2 separate regions of the Mus musculus genome follow, and region 1 is linked to region 2. Evidence: chromatin loops called from intact Hi-C (ENCODE). Cell type or tissue: heart. All regions are shown on one strand.

What was found. A loop is a pair of places that touch in the nucleus more often than their neighbours do. Peaks named below come from ENCODE experiments on the same cell type or tissue, not always from the same donor. Only the 100,000 strongest peaks of a DNase experiment are listed, where the experiment ranks them.
Region 1: it touches region 2 in a loop (9-fold over the local background); 17 of 42 quality-filtered maps call a loop at or near these places.

What each region holds. Positions count from the first base shown.
Region 1 is chr5:120,437,153-120,445,152 of GRCm38, forward strand. It overlaps Lhx5 (LIM homeobox protein 5), which reads left to right. Exons shown (of 5, transcript NM_008499.5): 5 at 2,806-4,305. The coding sequence ends at 3,173. Among named protein-coding and RNA genes, the nearest start is that of Lhx5, 9.3 kb to the left of the region's middle. In heart, a CTCF peak has its summit at 3,782 (motif pointing left); a DNase peak (open chromatin) is centred at 3,819; H3K4me3 peaks cover 1,714 bases; H3K27me3 peaks cover 7,014 bases.
Region 2 is chr5:120,141,615-120,149,614 of GRCm38, forward strand. Rbm19 (RNA binding motif protein 19) reads left to right here. Exons shown (of 24, transcript NM_028762.1): 19 at 1-16; 20 at 1,763-1,818; 21 at 2,383-2,499. Among named protein-coding and RNA genes, the nearest start is that of Gm10390, 6.4 kb to the left of the region's middle. In heart, CTCF peaks have their summits at 2,543 (motif pointing left), 3,260 (motif pointing right) and 4,567 (motif pointing right); no DNase peak of the experiment used is centred here; H3K27ac peaks cover 1,687 bases.

The DNA of each region.
Region 1 (8,000 bases), 300 kb after region 2:
CTTTGAGTCTGGGAAGATTGACAGGCAGGTTTGCACGGAGGAAGTTGTTAATAGACTCAACCCTGCTTCCTTGGTCCCTTTCTTCTCTTGTTCCCTGGGACTTGTGCCCCATCCCGGTACCCCATCTTCCTTAGTTCCTCGCTGTGGCCAGCTCCCTGAGGAAGGAGGGAACTGCCCGGCTACCCTCCCGGTCTCAGAGCCCTCTGTGGGGATTTGCATTTCTCTGGACCGCCGAGCTTTGCAATCTGTGGATCCATCGGGAGTGTCTATAGCCAACATCCCTGAGCCCTTGGCTTGCTTGGGGGCTCCAAACCCAGTTTCAGAGGCAAAAAAAAAAAAAAAAAAAAAAAAAAAAAAAAAAAAAAAAAGCAATTCTCTTTAAAAGGTGGATTCAGAAACAATGCTGAAGTAGAGTGGCGGTGAAGCCAGGCAAAGCCGGGTAGAGAGAGTAAGAGAACCCCAAGCCGGACGTCCATGTGCGGAAGTCTGGAAAGTTCATCTGTAGACCAGTCCAAGGTCCCTGAAAATCACTGGCAAAACGTGAAGCGGTGATTTTTAATGTGGTGGCGCGCCGGGGGATGGGGGGTGCGGACTGGGGAGCCGGAACTGTGGGGCGATGGGCGTGACCTAGGGTGTCTAATCTTTCCACCTAGCTTATCTTCTCCACCCCAAAAAAAAAAAAAAATTGACCCGAAGCCCGGAGATAGTGGGGGCGGTACCAGCCTAGAAACAACCCCCCCCAGCCCCAACCTGAGTAGTTAATCAAGGTTTCAGGGAGACCAGCCCACCCTGCATTGATCTAATCCTGCCGACCTTACCCTCTCTGCAGACCTGAGGGTTAGGGTGGGGGACAGAACACCAGAACCCTCTTTTTCTCTGAAAAGGGGATGGGGGCGCTGCCCCCCAACCCCCAGCCCGGCAGCCCCGCCTAATCCGCACTGGGAGATCCCGGTGGCGGCGGCCGTCAGCGGGCGAGAAAGGGGCCGGGTGGCGGGGCCCGCGGCTCCCCGTGGGAGCTCGGACAAAGCCCCAGCTGCGGCTTTTGTGCCCTTTTCAGACAGCGTTTGTTCCAATTACCTCCGGCCCGGCCGCCATATGGGCGGAGGCGGCGCGCACGGCTCTAGAGCCACGGCCTTCCCTGCTTAGCGCGCTTCCTTTCCGTTCCTTTGAGGGCCCCCAAATTCGTCTCTCTCTCAACCTTCCTCGCTTTCGGTCAGAATGGAATTTGAGTTTTTTCAAAAAGTAACTGGCGGCCGTTTTAGCTGTTACCTTAACTACCTCCACTCCAGGAAGGTCTCCAGACAACCCTCCTCCCACCCACCCCCACCCCCGATTTGGATATGTTTCAGGGTTTCCGAAAAAGAAAAAAGAGGGGCGGGGTGACAATGACATCCAGAACCCGCCGGTGAACTCGGACCCCAGGGCTGAGCAAAGGGTGCGGGTTTTCAGAAGAGACCCTGACCTCTAGGTCGCCGGTTTTCCCTGCTCTACAAAGCGAGTTGTCTCTTTCAACAGGCTGTTAGGCGCTCCTTTTGGTGGGGTCCTGCACCCTAATCTTGGAGGGGCCCCGATTTGGAGGTGGAAGAAACTGTGATCAATGGGGAGGCCAGAGGGTGCTCACAAAAGCAATTTCTTGTGATGGTTTGAACGCCTGACCTATGAATCCTGCATCCCTGAATTTGTGGGAAGGATGTGCATTTATTTGTGTCAACTCTCTTCCAAAGATCTCTGTCCCCAAATACTTCAAGAATATCCTGGGTGTCCTAGCAAGGCTCATGAGGCTCTAGACGCCCCCCCCCACACACACACACACAAACACACACAAACACACACACACACACACACACACACACACACACACACGAAACCCGCAAGTGGCCCTGACCTCGGGCCCCTCAGTGACAGACACTGAGCTTGGCTTTCTCAATTCTAGGCAAGACTAGCAAAAATGCCAGAGAAGACACTGACGCTGTCCCTGGCTCTGCGCCCTTTGCGCCCTGGGCCAAAGCGCCGCTTCATGCGCTCTGGCCGCTGCCGGGTCCTGCTTCTTTGGCTGGGGCCCCAACCCCGTTCTGAACCACTTTGGTGCTTTGAGCTGGCAGCAGCCATTCGGTCCCCAGGCTCCTTTCTTAAAGCCACCCAGCCTAAGGCAATTCCTGTTCCTCTCAGTCTACTGTCTCTCTATCTCTGTGCCCATCTGTCTTTTTACCCACATAGTCTTTCTTTCACCTTGCACCCTTACCGCGGCTTGTTTGTTTGTTTGTTCCTGTACTTGCGCTTACGCCTCTGCGTGTACTTAGCTGTTCAGAGTAGGGTGACACGTCTGGGACTAGTTTCTATCACCTCCCCACCAACCCGGTTCATCTCTCCATCTCTCCCTTGACTTTACGCCTCTGGCCTCTAGGGCTATTTCCTCCTCTCTGTGTGTTTGGGAGCCAGCGATTTCTCGCCTCCCTCGCCTGTGTCCCTCATTGCTCAGCGTCCTGGTAGTATCTATGTCTCTCTCAGTCCCTCGGTCTCTCCGTTTATTTCTCTCTGTTACTTCCCAGCCTTACCCATGGTCCTCCTCGGTCCTCTTCCCAACCTCAAGGCTTTCTCCCTGAGTCTCTCAGAGCCACCCAATGTCTCGGTCTAACCTAGAATCAGTGGCATGTTCTCACACACCCTCAGCATATATGTACTGACAGCCCTATCTGGGCGCCCTGGCCTTCGCATCCTCGAGTCGCCTTCGCGTGGTCCCCTAGGTCCCTATCGGCCCTGGCAGTCTGTCCTCACACGGTCTCTTATCCCTTTTCCCTCCCGCAGACTACCAAAGTGACTACTACGCTCCGGGAGGCAATTACGATTTCTTCGCGCACGGTCCGCCGTCACAGGCGCAGTCCCCTGCCGACTCCAGCTTCCTGGCAGCATCGGGACCTGGCTCGACGCCGCTGGGCGCGCTGGAACCGCCGCTGGCCGGGCCTCACGGCGCGGACAACCCCAGATTCACCGACATGATCTCGCATCCGGACACGCCGAGCCCCGAGCCGGGCCTGCCCGGTGCGCTGCACCCCATGCCGGGAGAGGTGTTCAGCGGCGGGCCCAGCCCGCCCTTCCCCATGAGCGGCACCAGCGGCTACAGTGGACCCCTGTCGCACCCCAACCCTGAGCTCAACGAAGCGGCCGTATGGTAAGGCCGAGGGGCTGAGTTGTCCCCCTGCCACCAAGCCCGGGACGGGACGCCGCCTGGGTAAGCCTCAAGAGTCCTCTCGTGGGTTCGCACCCAACCAGGCCACTCGCATCACCACCCCTCAGAGCTTTGGCACGCGCCTGCGCAATTTCTCGGGACCAAAGTCAATATTCTGAAGGGTCGAGATTCCAAGCACATCTTAGAAGCCCTCCGGATCCCCCACCCATCATCACCTCCTTGAACTAAGAGAGGGGGATGAGGCCAAGGAGCGGAGACCATGGCACTACCCCTCCCTGCGAGCCGAGGCATTGTGAAATCCTATTTCTCACTTTCTCTTTTAAAAAAAGAAAGAAAGAAGGAAGGAAGGAAGGAAGGAAAGAAAGAAAGAGAGGTTGAAAGGGGGAGAGAAAGAGAGAGAGAGAGAGAGAGAGAGAGAGAGAGAGAGAGAGAGAGAGAGAGAGAGAGAGAGAGAGAGAGAGAGAGAGAGAGAGCGCGAGCGAGCTGAGGAAAGCTCAGCCAGAGAAGAAAAATGAGGAGGACCGCCGGTGAATGGTGGCTTTGCAGGAAGACAAATCCACCTGCGAGTTGGCGCCCCCTGGTGGCTCAATGTCAGCTTGTCTAGGAAGGTGCGCGGTCTGGGCCTGGCCTTCCTGAGCCCAACTCCCTGCTCCTCCATACTTTGAGTCTGAGGGGCCTGGCAGGATTCGAACCCTCCCACCCTGCTCTGACCCTGAGCCGGGCGCCAAGTCATTGAGCATTTGCCCACGGATCACTCTCCCTGCCCGGGACCTGGAGGCTGGGCCATCAGGACGAACAGTATTATACTTTTTTGGAAGTCGGACGCTTCTAGTTTCCTTATTTTGTATAAAGAAGAAACAAATAAAGTATGTTTTTGTGTCTACTGTTTATTTATTGTACTCTAGTTATCTGGGGCTGGACATTTTTATATTTTTAAGAGGAGGGTGGGGCAGAGTTGGGGAGGGGAGCCAGAAAGAGGTTTACAAAAAAAAACAACAACAACAAAATAAAACACACACAAAAAAATACAAAAACAAACAAACAAAAAAAAAAACAAAAAAAAATCAACTTTTTTTTAACAAAAAAGAAAGATTAATAAAAAAATTCTTTTTTCCCTCAACTCTGTGTGGTCTTTTTTTCATCCAGTATCTTGAGAGTCAGGGTAGGTGTCCCCAAAATTACAACTTGACAGTTACAAAGACCCCTCCCCCACCCACTAGGGCAGTAATTCTCAAACTATGAGTCGAGACCCCCAGGAGAAAAAAAAAAGACAACAAACCTTTCACAGGGCTCACCTGAGACTATCAGAAAACACAGATAGTTACATTATAATTACATAATTACAGTTATGAAGTAGCACCAGAAATAATTTTATGGTCAGGGATCACCACAATGTGAGGAAGTGTATTAAAAAGTCACAGCCTTAGGAAGGTTAAGGACAACTAAGCTAGTGGCTTTAGCTTTAGTTTTGTTCCTTTTTTTATTTCATTTTTTTTTTTACTCTGTGTGTGTGTGTGTGTGTGTGTGTGTGTGTGTGTGTGTGTGTGTGTGTGTGTGTATGTGTGTGCAGAGACCAGAGGACAACATTTGGGACCCTTCCTCCAGATGGATCCCGGGGATGGGACTCACATGCATCAGACTTTGTAGCAAACGCCTCTACCAACTGATCCCTCTTGCTAGTCCCATTTGGGGACTTTCTGTAGTGGACAATTGTCTCTGGTGCTTTGATCCAGATCACAAGCCAGCCAGGTGCATAGTAGGTCTTCAGGATGACTGAGAAATGAACAGGTGCTTGTTTCTGTCTCCTTCAATTATGTCAAAAAGAAGTGTAGTCTAGCATTCCGGATGTACACCTATAAATCCCAGCACTTGGGAAGCTGAGGTAAGAGGATAGCAGGTTCTAGGCCAGTCTGAGCTACATAGTGAGACCTTGTCTCATAGAGGGGGTGGGGACTGGGAGAGATTCTAATTTCTTCTTTTTTTAATTTTATTTATTTATTTATTTTTATTTCATGTGCATTGGTGTTTTGCCTGCATGTATGTCTGAATGTGAGGGTGTCAAATCTTGGAGCTATGGACAGTTGTGAGCCGCCATGTGGTTGCTGGGATTTGAACTCAGGACCTCTGAAAGAGCAGTCAGTGCTCTTAACCGCTGAGCCATCTCTCCAGCGTGGGATTCTGAGTTCATCCCTATTTATATTGCATGTGATTTCCAGATGGCTGCAAACAAAAGCAGAAAATGCTATGGTCATGTGCCCAGCAAGGTACAGTCATCTTTAAGGCTGCTGGGGAGGACGGGTTCTGGAGAGTGAGCCTGTGGTTCTTCAAGCCTTGTGGAGTGTGCACTGCCTTTAGACAGACAGAAATGGCTATGACTTTTGTTGATGTTGTTGTTGTTGTTGTTGCTGCTGCTGCTGCTGTTGCTGTTGCTGTTGCCGTTGCTTTGTGTTTTGGGACAGAGTCTTGCTATATAACCCCAGGCTAGCCTCGAACTTGAGGCAATGCCTCCTTAGCACAGAGATTACAGGTGTGCCCCACTGTGACTGCTGTGGGGGGGGGGGTTAGGGATCGAACCCATGACTTCATGTATTCTGGGTGAGTGAGTACTCTAATCACTCGGGTTGAATATGATTTAGGAGACCTGAGACCACACCTAAAAACAAAGCCTCTCTCTTCTCTGCCCCAGTTTCCTATCTTGGAGAAGCAGAAGCTGGGACGACTGCTTCATTCCCTCCCTTCCTATTTAGGCCTGATAGGCCCAGACAGGCAGAAACGGTGTGGAAATGAGTGGAAGTGTCCACCTTTGGGTCCCTTGTCACTCACGCTCAGGAGGGGGAGCTGGTCCACTTTAGCATCGGTGAAGAGGGTTTGGGGACAGGGAGAATGAGCTGCTTGAAATGAGCTCAAGAAGAGGAACCTGTTCCATGGTCCTTGTGGCCCTCGAAAGATTCCTGCAAGGTGGCCAAAATTTCCCCTTTGCATGCACCTCTTAGAAGCTCTTAGGTCGTCACCAGATAACAGCCAGCTGCTCATTATGGAGAACTGTATCGAGCGTTCAGATCAACAAAAGGCAGAAAAACCCATCACCCGGAATGCCAGGCACTGTGGTGAGGAGAGGTCTGTCCAGCCTCTTTTTCCTGGGTATCCTCCCTCCCCACACACACCACCCCGCACCCCAACCCTACCACTTCAAATCTCTGTGCAACTAGGTGCTTCCTCTCCCACTGAGGTCAGACAAAGCAGCCCAGCTAGTAGAACACATTCCAAGTACAGGCAACAGCTTTTGGGGTAGCCCCCATTCCAGTTATTCAGGACCCACATGAAGGTCAAGCTGTACATCAGCTAGATATGAATAGGAAGCCTAGGTCCAGCCCTTGTATGTTCTTTGGTTGGTGAATCAGATTCTGAGAGCCCCAAGGGTCCAGTTAGGAGACTCTGTTGGTCTTCCTTTGACTTTTGAAGCCCAGCGTTGTGCTCAGAGCACAGCCATGGGGTTACCTGCCAGCTCAGAACATCTTTCAGGTTCATGACAACCTTCTAGACCATTGGTTTTTAACCTGCAGATGGCCTCTTTGGGGGGGGGGGTCACATATCTGATATTTACATTGTGATTCATAACAGTAGCAAAATTACAGTTATGAAGTAGCGATGAAGTAATTGTATGGTTGGGGGCAGGGGGTCACCACAACATGAGGAACTGTGTTAAAGGGTCTCAGCATTAGGAAGGTTGAGAGCCATTGGTCTAGACAGAGCCATATTTAGTCTCTAGTTCCTTGACCAGATGAGCAGCTTGGTTTTGTGTGGGTTTTGTTGTTTTGATTTTAACAAACCTATCAGGCCTTGCCTACTTCCTGCTGGCTCCGGAGCACTAGAATAAACACCTTCCCAGTGACTTCTCTGCAAGCATCCTGGAAGGTGTTGTTGTCCCCTCAGGAAGCTAACAAAGGTTGAGGGACTTGCCCAAGGTCACACAACTATGACTCAGCCCACACATGCATCGGGTTCCCTTTCTGTTCCTCTGGGGTGCCCTGGCTGTGGTAGATTCTAAAAGCACTGTGTGGGGAGAGGGGGGTTGTAACCCCAACCCCATCTCCACCAGAACCCCTGATGGCTTTCTGGCAGTGTGTGAAGTTTGTAGAGAGTCCTGTTTAGAAAGCTGAGGACTGGTCCCTGGCTTTTCTGAAGACAGGCTGTGACAGCAGCTGGGGGATGGGGAAGTAAGGAGAAGAAAGAAGGAAGGACATGGGGAAAGGGATGGAAAGGGGAAAGAGGAAGAGTAGAGGAGGAGGGGAGGGGACTCGAGAGGAGAGAGGAGTCTCCAGCTGCTTAGGTACTCCAGCCACGTGTCTGTGTGGGACACTTGAGTCCCAGGGCATCAGGGAGCTCCATTCGTGGGCACAGCAGAGCTCACGCTGGGACGGAAGAGAAAGGTTCAGGGAATTGGTTCCTGTGTTTGGACCCCATCCCCAACTCTCACCCACGCACACAAGTACACCCGCACACATGTACACCCCCACATACATGTACACACCACACATACAGATGCACACACACACATGTACACATACACACACCAGACAACTTAACAAGAAAGTTCTTGAGAAAGTCTCACTTGGCCGACCTCAGTCCCGCTCTCATGAGCGCATTTTAGCATCCCAGATGCCTGCAAGGGCCCAGGGCCACAGCGAGGAAGGACTATACCCTCACCTGCCCCAAGACAGTGTCCTGCAGGTGCCAGTGGAGGTCCAGGGAAACTTGGTAGAACAAAGTCTGTGAAAGGCTGAGTGGGAAGGCCATTTGTCTCCTAGAAGCC
Region 2 (8,000 bases):
CCTCAAGCAGCTCCAGGTAAGACAGGGATTCCTGGGTCACCATGGTGAGACCAGGGCCCAAGGGAGTCCAAGAAAGAGTAAGGGCCTCTCTCACCCTCCGTGGTCACTTTGACTTGCTTGTTTGTTTACCACGATTCCAAACATGCTCGCTCTATTCTGCAGGCTCTATGGTGTGTTCTAACCCACCTGAGCCACCCATAAGCTAGGCTCTGACTGCAGTCCCTAGACGCAAAGCTGCTGCATTAGCAAAATGACCCCAGGAAATCCCTGCGATATCCCAGGAAACGCAGCGAGTGGGGCTGTATACACACTCAGGCCCGTGTGTCTATTGGACATGACTGAACCAGATGTGCTTGCTCCTCCCTCTGCTGGGAAAGACGGGCTTCAGACCTGGACAGATGCGCAAGAGCATGGTCACGGGCGCTCCATGGAAATCACGCCTCCCTGGGGGATACTGCAGAAAACACAAAGAGGGCTCCTTAAGGAGGTGACAGGAGACTAGTACCTGTCATGACAGAAGTCACCTGCTCAGAGCTCTGGGAGGGAGCAGCTAGAAGGTGGGGACAGCAGGGACTCTGAGACAGGGATGAGCTTTGTAGATGTGAGAGGCAGAGAAGTCAGCATGATGGGCAGGATGGAGAACAGGATACTGGGATGGAGGAAGGAGGTGTAGTCGCCCAGCTTTAGCCTTAGGTCCTTTGGAGGGCTAGCACCAGACTTGAAGGCAGCGGAAGACCGAGCAAGCTCTAACTGGAGTTTTGGGACTGTTTCCTGAGCTGCTGTGAAGCCTGGGGGTAATGGGGAACCCTTGCATCCCATCACAAGGCATCACCCTAGCTTGGATCAAGGAACAAGTCGGGAGAGGGGCTAAGACAAAGGCAGATTGTGATCCTCCACAGCAAGAGCAGGCCTGTGGCCTGTGGCCCGTGGCAGCCCTAGAGGGACCTGAACCTTGCTTAGAAAACAGCCACAAGGCCGGTACTCAGGAGGATCTCTGAGTTCCGGACCAGCCTGGTCTACATAGCAGGTCTTAGGCTAGCCTGATCTATATAGTAGACCCTGTATCAAGAAAAATAACAGTAGAGCCCCCTGCATTGACAGTCATCAGGCCATGCAGGGCAGAGGCCACAGCTCAGCATGGGCCCTGTGAGGTTTTGTCTTTTGCTTACTAGAAATCCGCACTGCGGTCCCAGATCTTGTCTGAGATTCAAATTAAACTCTGAAGATTGTGGTCCATATTTTCTCTTTGGTGGTTCTCAAGTTGGTGGTGCAGCATTTGCATGTGTGCCATGTGCTCTCCTGTGCACAAACATGTGTGCACATCACTGCCAGGGATAGGGCGTCCAAAGCCCCACTCGCTGCGTTTCCTGGGATATCGGAGGGATTTCCAGGGGTCATTTTGCTAATGCAGCAGCTTTGCAGCTGGGGACTGCAGTTCCAGCCTAGCTTACCTGTGGCTCGGGTGGGTTAGAGCCTTCCATAAAGAGCCTATGAACTAGAGCGAGCTCTCTGCAAGCCAGACCTGCAGGCTCCTCTCCCTGAATATGCCTCTGTGGTAGAAATAGCTCCCTGAGTAGCTAGGAGGTTCGGAATTCCTAGGAGACTGGCCCTCTCTGGCCACTGGCTGCTTGGCTCAGGACTGCTTTTGTGTTAAAGCCATCTCTGTCCTTGGTTCCCACCAGCCCCTCTGCCTGAGACAGGCTGTGTGCTGGAAAAGGGCAAGGATGGGTTAGTGACCAGGCCTGGTCTTTCTGTGTTCTAGGGTCACACTGTGGACGGCCATAAGCTGGAAGTACGGATCTCTGAACGGGCCACTAAGTGAGTCCTCAGATGTCTTCTCTGTCCTTGGGTGGGTGGCAGCTCTCTGTGTCTGACCTTGGTCTGACCTTGGTGCTGATTGTCCTGGTGTCTCATGGTTCTTAAATGCCCCACCTCTGCCACCTACACACCCCAATTCCTCAGCCACTTGGGGTTCTTCACAATTAAGGTTTCTCTTGCCAACTTTCATACCCGCTTCCCTGCCCGTCTGAACCAGTCAGTGACCATTTTTATCATAAAAGGAGGAGATGGGGCTGGGAGTGTAGCCCGAGGGTAAAGTGCTGGCCCAGAATGCTTGAGGCCCTCCCTCATGGCGTTCCTTCCTTCTTATGGTCCTTGTTCAAGGACAGCAGCAATGGGCTACGCTGTTCAGGGGAGAAGATAACTCCATTCCCATCACCCCAAGCGGAGGATGGGCTGACTTCCTGTGCTTTCATCCTGGCCCCTTCTGGAGGCCACTTGCAATGACCAGGAGGTGTTTTCTGTGGGCAGGTGACAGGATTGGTCTAGGTACAAGCAGTTGGCAGCCCAGATGACCTGGTGTTTTCCCCCACCCCATTCCAGGCCTGCCTTGACATCAACTCGGAAGAAGCAGGTCCCCAAGAAGCAGACGACCTCCAAGATCCTGGTGCGGAATATCCCCTTCCAGGCCAACCAGAGGGAGATCCGGGAGCTTTTCAGGTAGGTCCCCACACTGGGCTGTGTGCACAGCGCCCCCTGGAGGCTGCGAGGCTTCCCAGGTCCTGACTGATAGTGCTTTAAGCCCACAATGGGGCTTTCTAAACTTTGCCTTTGGTCTGGCTTCCGTAATCTCAGAGATTATGGTACAAGAGTGCCCTGACCTCCCTTCTCAGAGGCAGGAGGATGTCTGGGTGTGTGCCTGTACTTTAGCACTGTCCCCAGATATCAGGAGAGATAGCAGTTCTGGTGGCTGCAGCCTGTGGTTCCCCTGTGGGATTTACCGATATCCCTCCATGCAGGCTTTGCTCCTGGAGAGTCATTTCCTTCAAGGTGGGTCCCAGACACTGGGACCTTCACCTCAGGTCCCCAGAGGACCCTGTTGTCCTCATGGGATTAAGATACTGGCCTCAGTTGCTCTCTGGAAAAAGCCATTTTGGGAGGACAGTGAATGTGACATACAGAACACAGGCCATGGTCTGTTAGTACAGGATGCAGTCTCGGCTTAGGGCCCAGGCAAGTGACGAGAGTCAAAGACAGCCTGGCTGGGACAGGGGTAGGTTGTCTTTAACTTCAGGGCTCTCCTTCCCTGGCCGTGACGGCACACAGGAGCCTGATGCAGGAGCCTGGGTTTCGTCAGGCTCATTCTGCTCGTGGTTTGAAAGGTGGTCCATCAGTTTAAATTCTTTTTTCCCCAACCTTTTTGTTTTATGTATGAGCATGTAACTTCCACTCACGAACTGTGTGCATGCAGTGCCTCCAGAGGCCAGAGGAGGGCATGAGATCACCTGCAACTGGAGTGACCACTGAGCTGCCATTTGGGTGCTGGGAATGAACCCGGGTCCCCTGGAAGAGCACCCAGTGCTTTTAACCACTGAGGCAGCCATGTCTCCTCCCTCTGTATGTGAACTCTTACAGTCTGATCCACACAGGCCTCAGGCTGACCACCCCATATGTGCATAGAAGAGCATTTTCACTTGGGTGGCCCTGTATTGAGTCTCAAGTTAAAGGAGACATTTCTGTGATCCCATGAGGGGGCACTGGATCATGAGGCACCCCAAGGCACGCGTTCTCAGAGCATGAGGTGGGGCGTTTAACCTTTCTGTGCCATTCGCCGAGGTTCAGCTGGGATTTTGGAGAACACAGGGGCCTTGAGTGCCCCTCCACCCCGCCCCCCCCCCCCACCGTGGCCTGCTGAGGCTCTGCCTGGGGAGGAGCCATGTCAGGAGCGCTCAGCCTCTGCTTGTCACTGTCTCGGGTGATGTCTCTGGTAGAATGACCTGTCTGCGTCTTGCAAGGCTACATGACAAGTGCTAAGTTAGAGAGGGAATTATCTTTGTGAGGCTTGCGTCTCTCCTCTTGCTGGGAGGTTAAGAGATGGGATGCTGCTTGGGGAATCGGCTTCAAAACCCATCCCTTTTCTCCCTGTTCTTCCCCATCCCCTGGGGTGGGGGTGTTCACCGCTGCAGTCAGCTCAATCAGTGCTGCATGCTGTCCCCTCTGATGTCTGAGCTCCGGTGCCTAGTGATACGGGTCACAGTCTGGGACAAGGGGCGCTTTTTTCTTTTTCTTTTCTTTTTTCCCCACATACCAGCATCCGGCACAACAGTCAAAAAGAGAGGGAGAGTGTTAGCTCCCGGCTCGCCTGTGGTGCCTCTGCCTCTTTTTTTTTTTTTTTTTTTTTTTTTTTAAAGAGTCCCAATCTCACAGCTGCCGCTTCAAAAGGAGTTGCTAAGAACCGTGCGTGTTGATCAGGAACCACATCCCTCCAAGATGACAGTGTCGCCCGGATCCACGGTGTATCAGGGATGACATTTATCCAGGGAAACAATAGACTGCAAGGCAGGGGAAGGTGCTTTGTTTGATCTGTGTATTATACTTCCTCTTTAGCAGACAGGGAATTAGTGTCTGCGGAATGTACTTACACTCGGCGTCTCTTCCCCTCCGCCATTGTTCTGACTGAGCGGTCCTAAACCCCTGAAGCTGGAACTGTCCTGGACAGGCACTGCCTCGCTTTTGTTAGCTTCCCAGTGGATAGATAGAGAGCTGGGGCCGATTGCAGTGGTGGACAGCAGGGGTCACTGTGAGACTTTCCCAGGGATGCGAGGCCCGTGCCTCAGCTCTGATTCTACACAAAGCCACCCACCGGCCAGCGGAAGGTCACTGACTGAGGGGAAGGAAGGCTTCAGGGTTTGGGAGAACTGGTTGACCTACTGTGTCAGGCAGGATTGGGGGCGCTTCTCATGGTAGATACACCCGGAGTCACAACCCACGTTCCTGGTATGTGCCTGTGTGCTGGGCTCTGTGCCTGGTGCCTGCCATGCTGGCTGGCTTGGAACTCGCAGCCCTGGGCATGGGAGGGCTTCTGCTGTGGCCAAAGTGAACTTGAAGCTGGCCAAAGTGAACTCGAGGCACAGCCTGCTCAAGACTGCACATCTAAGCTGGCCATGTGGCTTTCAGGGCTCTGACCAGAGCTTGGTCTTGTATATCTGTTTTCCTCCCATGTTTATAAAAGGACTTGTCATCCCCAGGTTGTCTTGGTGAGGACATCGGTGAATGTGTGTTTGTATGAAGCACTGTGCTAGGACCCCAGGGAAGGCACCTGTGTCCGGAGTATCCTCTCTTCTGCCGCTGTCTGTAGAGGGCCAGGGAAGAGAGAGGCTGTGAGGCTCTGTGAGGGGGCAGTCGCAGTGGCTGGTGACTGTGGTTCAGCATCACCCAAACTGTAGGAGCACTACCTGTGTCTTTACCCACAGTGCAGAATCCCAGAGGTTCTTAGTGGCTTCTCTCATCATCTCCCATCAGCCCCAAGGATGCTTGGAGGACCCGCCTGCCCAGGCCCCTCTACCCTGTGGAAGGACCAGCAGGGCTGCTCAGAGTGTCTGTGCACCGTGTGTGTGTACACACTGCAGCTCAGGCTGTGTAGCTGCAGCCATGGGCACAAGCCCCAAGGGCCCCCCCCCCATTGCCTTCCTTGGGACGGCCTTACCCAGAGTCTCTAATTTCAGGAAAGGCAGTGTCCATTCTGAAAGCTGATGCTTGGTTTTCACAGGGGGCAGGGAGGAAGGTTAGGATGTTTGGAAGCCAGCCCACCCAGCCTTGCTCAGTTTTCTCCTCTGTTGGTGTGGAACTGTAACTTGACTCCTGCTACCTCCCTGTTCCTGCCTGGGGGAGGAATGGACAGACAGACAGGAGGGAGGGAGGGTCACTAGCATCATTCTCAGTCTGGCGGGCACAGTTTAGGCTGTGCCGTCCAGTGGTTTCTTTCCCCCCAAGTGACTGTAGCATCTTTGGGGCCTCTCCTTCCTCACTTTGGGGTGGAGACAGGGAGCTTGCCAAGCCATAGGCTCCCCTTTGGTCCCTGTGGACTCAGCTTGGAATTTTGGAAGCCTAGTGTCAGGAGTCCAAGGTGGGAAAGAGAAGGCCTGAGTGGCAGGCAGGGAGGATGCACAGCCACGGCCTCTTACAGCCCTCCGCAGATCCCCTGGGCAGTTTCTGCTCACACGTTTTCATTCTCGAGGTATAGAAAAAGCACTGTCCCTTCGCTGTCTGGTTAGGGTGCTCTTGTTCCGCTCCCCATCTCTGCCCCTCACCTACAGGTCCTTTACTTTGCCTTCCTCGCCATGGGGTGCAGGCCATCTGTGTGAGGGCAGATTAGCTTCTTCCTTGCCTGTACCTGAGAGGATGAGGAACACGCCTGAGCTGTCCCAGGCCTACAAGCTATGTGCCTCCTTCCTCAAAAGACACCACACTGATGCTACAGAGGATAGCTAACAGTACATATAATAGAAACAGCCTATTCCTAGGTGGCCTGAGTGTTTTCCCTGGTCCCCAGCCAGTGACCGGGGAGTCTAGGTGCATGGCTGTTCTGTGGGAAGGCCTGCTGGACAGTGGTGGCACATGCCTTTAAGAAAGGAAGGAAGGAAAGGAAGGAAGGAAGGAAGGAAGGAAGGAAAAAAGGGAAGGCCCTTACTGTTGGCTCCTTGTCTGTCCCAGACCATCCCTCTGCCTCAGTCTCCTCTGTAAAGTATTCCCTACTGTTGCCCACCTTCCCAGAATGCAGAGCCCTTGGGATGTGAAAATTGCCCCACAGAGGCAGGGCCTGTGTCCCTGGAGCTCCAGAGGCCCTGTGGTCCCTCCTAAGACTGGCTGTTGCAGATTGTCATTGTCGCCTGGCTCACCACAGCCTGCGGTACCATTGACAAACTCTAGGCCATGCGTGGCCCAGATATGGTTCATATGGGCTGGCAGGCAGTGGTGAGCTAGCTCCTGAAGTGAGCTGCCTACAGCCTTGGATCTGAAGATAGGAAAACTCATCAGCCTGAGTCCCACACAGCTCTGCCAGCTGCCACTGGTTATGTAGTACTCACCAGAGAAGCTCCCTGCGCGGCTGGCCGCTTGCTCGCACCCCACCCCACCCACAGGCAGGAGAGGTTGAGCTTCTCCTGGATTTGAGACTCTGTAGCCCCTCCAGCTTCCTCTCCCTCCTTCCCATTCTCCCTGCGAGCTCCCCAAGTGGAGATACGCATGTGCCCACGTGATTATCTACTTACTGAACAAAACCCCACTCTGGACTGTAAGGTCCAATATCACCAGAGTCATACAGTGTGCACGGGAGCCTGGTGCCCAGTGGATACGCAGAAGATGCTCACAGAGTATGCGACCCACATATGCAGCCCTACTGGGCAGAGCCTTACCCTAAAATGCTGATGAAGTCCAAGTTGGGAGGCACAGAGAGGGTAAGCAGTTTGCCTAGGGTCACACAGCTCTGTGGTGCTGTAGTTAGCTCCCATTGTAGAGCCCACCATCCTCCTGGGACTGTCCCCGAAGGGTGGGGATATCCACTGCCTCTCAGATTGGCCAGGCTCTGGCTCCAGATAGAACACTGGTTTTTTTTGTTTTTTGTTTTGTTTTGTTTTGTTTTGTTTTGTTTTTTCTTTTCTTTTCCTGCAATTTCCTCCTCAGAGGTGTGAGCCACCTGCAAGGGTGTGAATGGGCAATTCACACCAGGCATCCAGAGTCCTTAATTACAGGCCTGGGTCTCCTGTGCCCAGCACACCTGTTGTGCTGACTTTGTGGACAGCTCAGTCTGTCCCTGTCCCTGTTCCTGTCCCTGTCGGCAGGCAGTGCCCTTCCTCTCCTGCCCGGGACTCGGGGCCCTGCTGCTCTCTGTCCTGGTTCCTGGCAGTATTTTCTAGAAGCTTCAAGCTCTTTGAACTGCTCTGCACAGAGAGAGTGGGATAAAGGGAGGGGGGGCTCATGTTCCCCTGGCTCTCTGGAAAGATGGATGTCATGCCTTGGGCCAGTAATGTCCCCTACCTCCCAGCTGAACCTACCTGTGCTCAGCTATACTTGACAGTGTAGGCTATATGCTCCTTGTGACATGGGCCCCAAGGCTCCATCTGTCTGTCTGTCTGCCTGTCTGTCTTTGATATCATCTCAGAGATCCAGTATCAGCATGGGATCGTGGGCTCCAGGTGGACGTGTTTCAATCTCAGAATGGC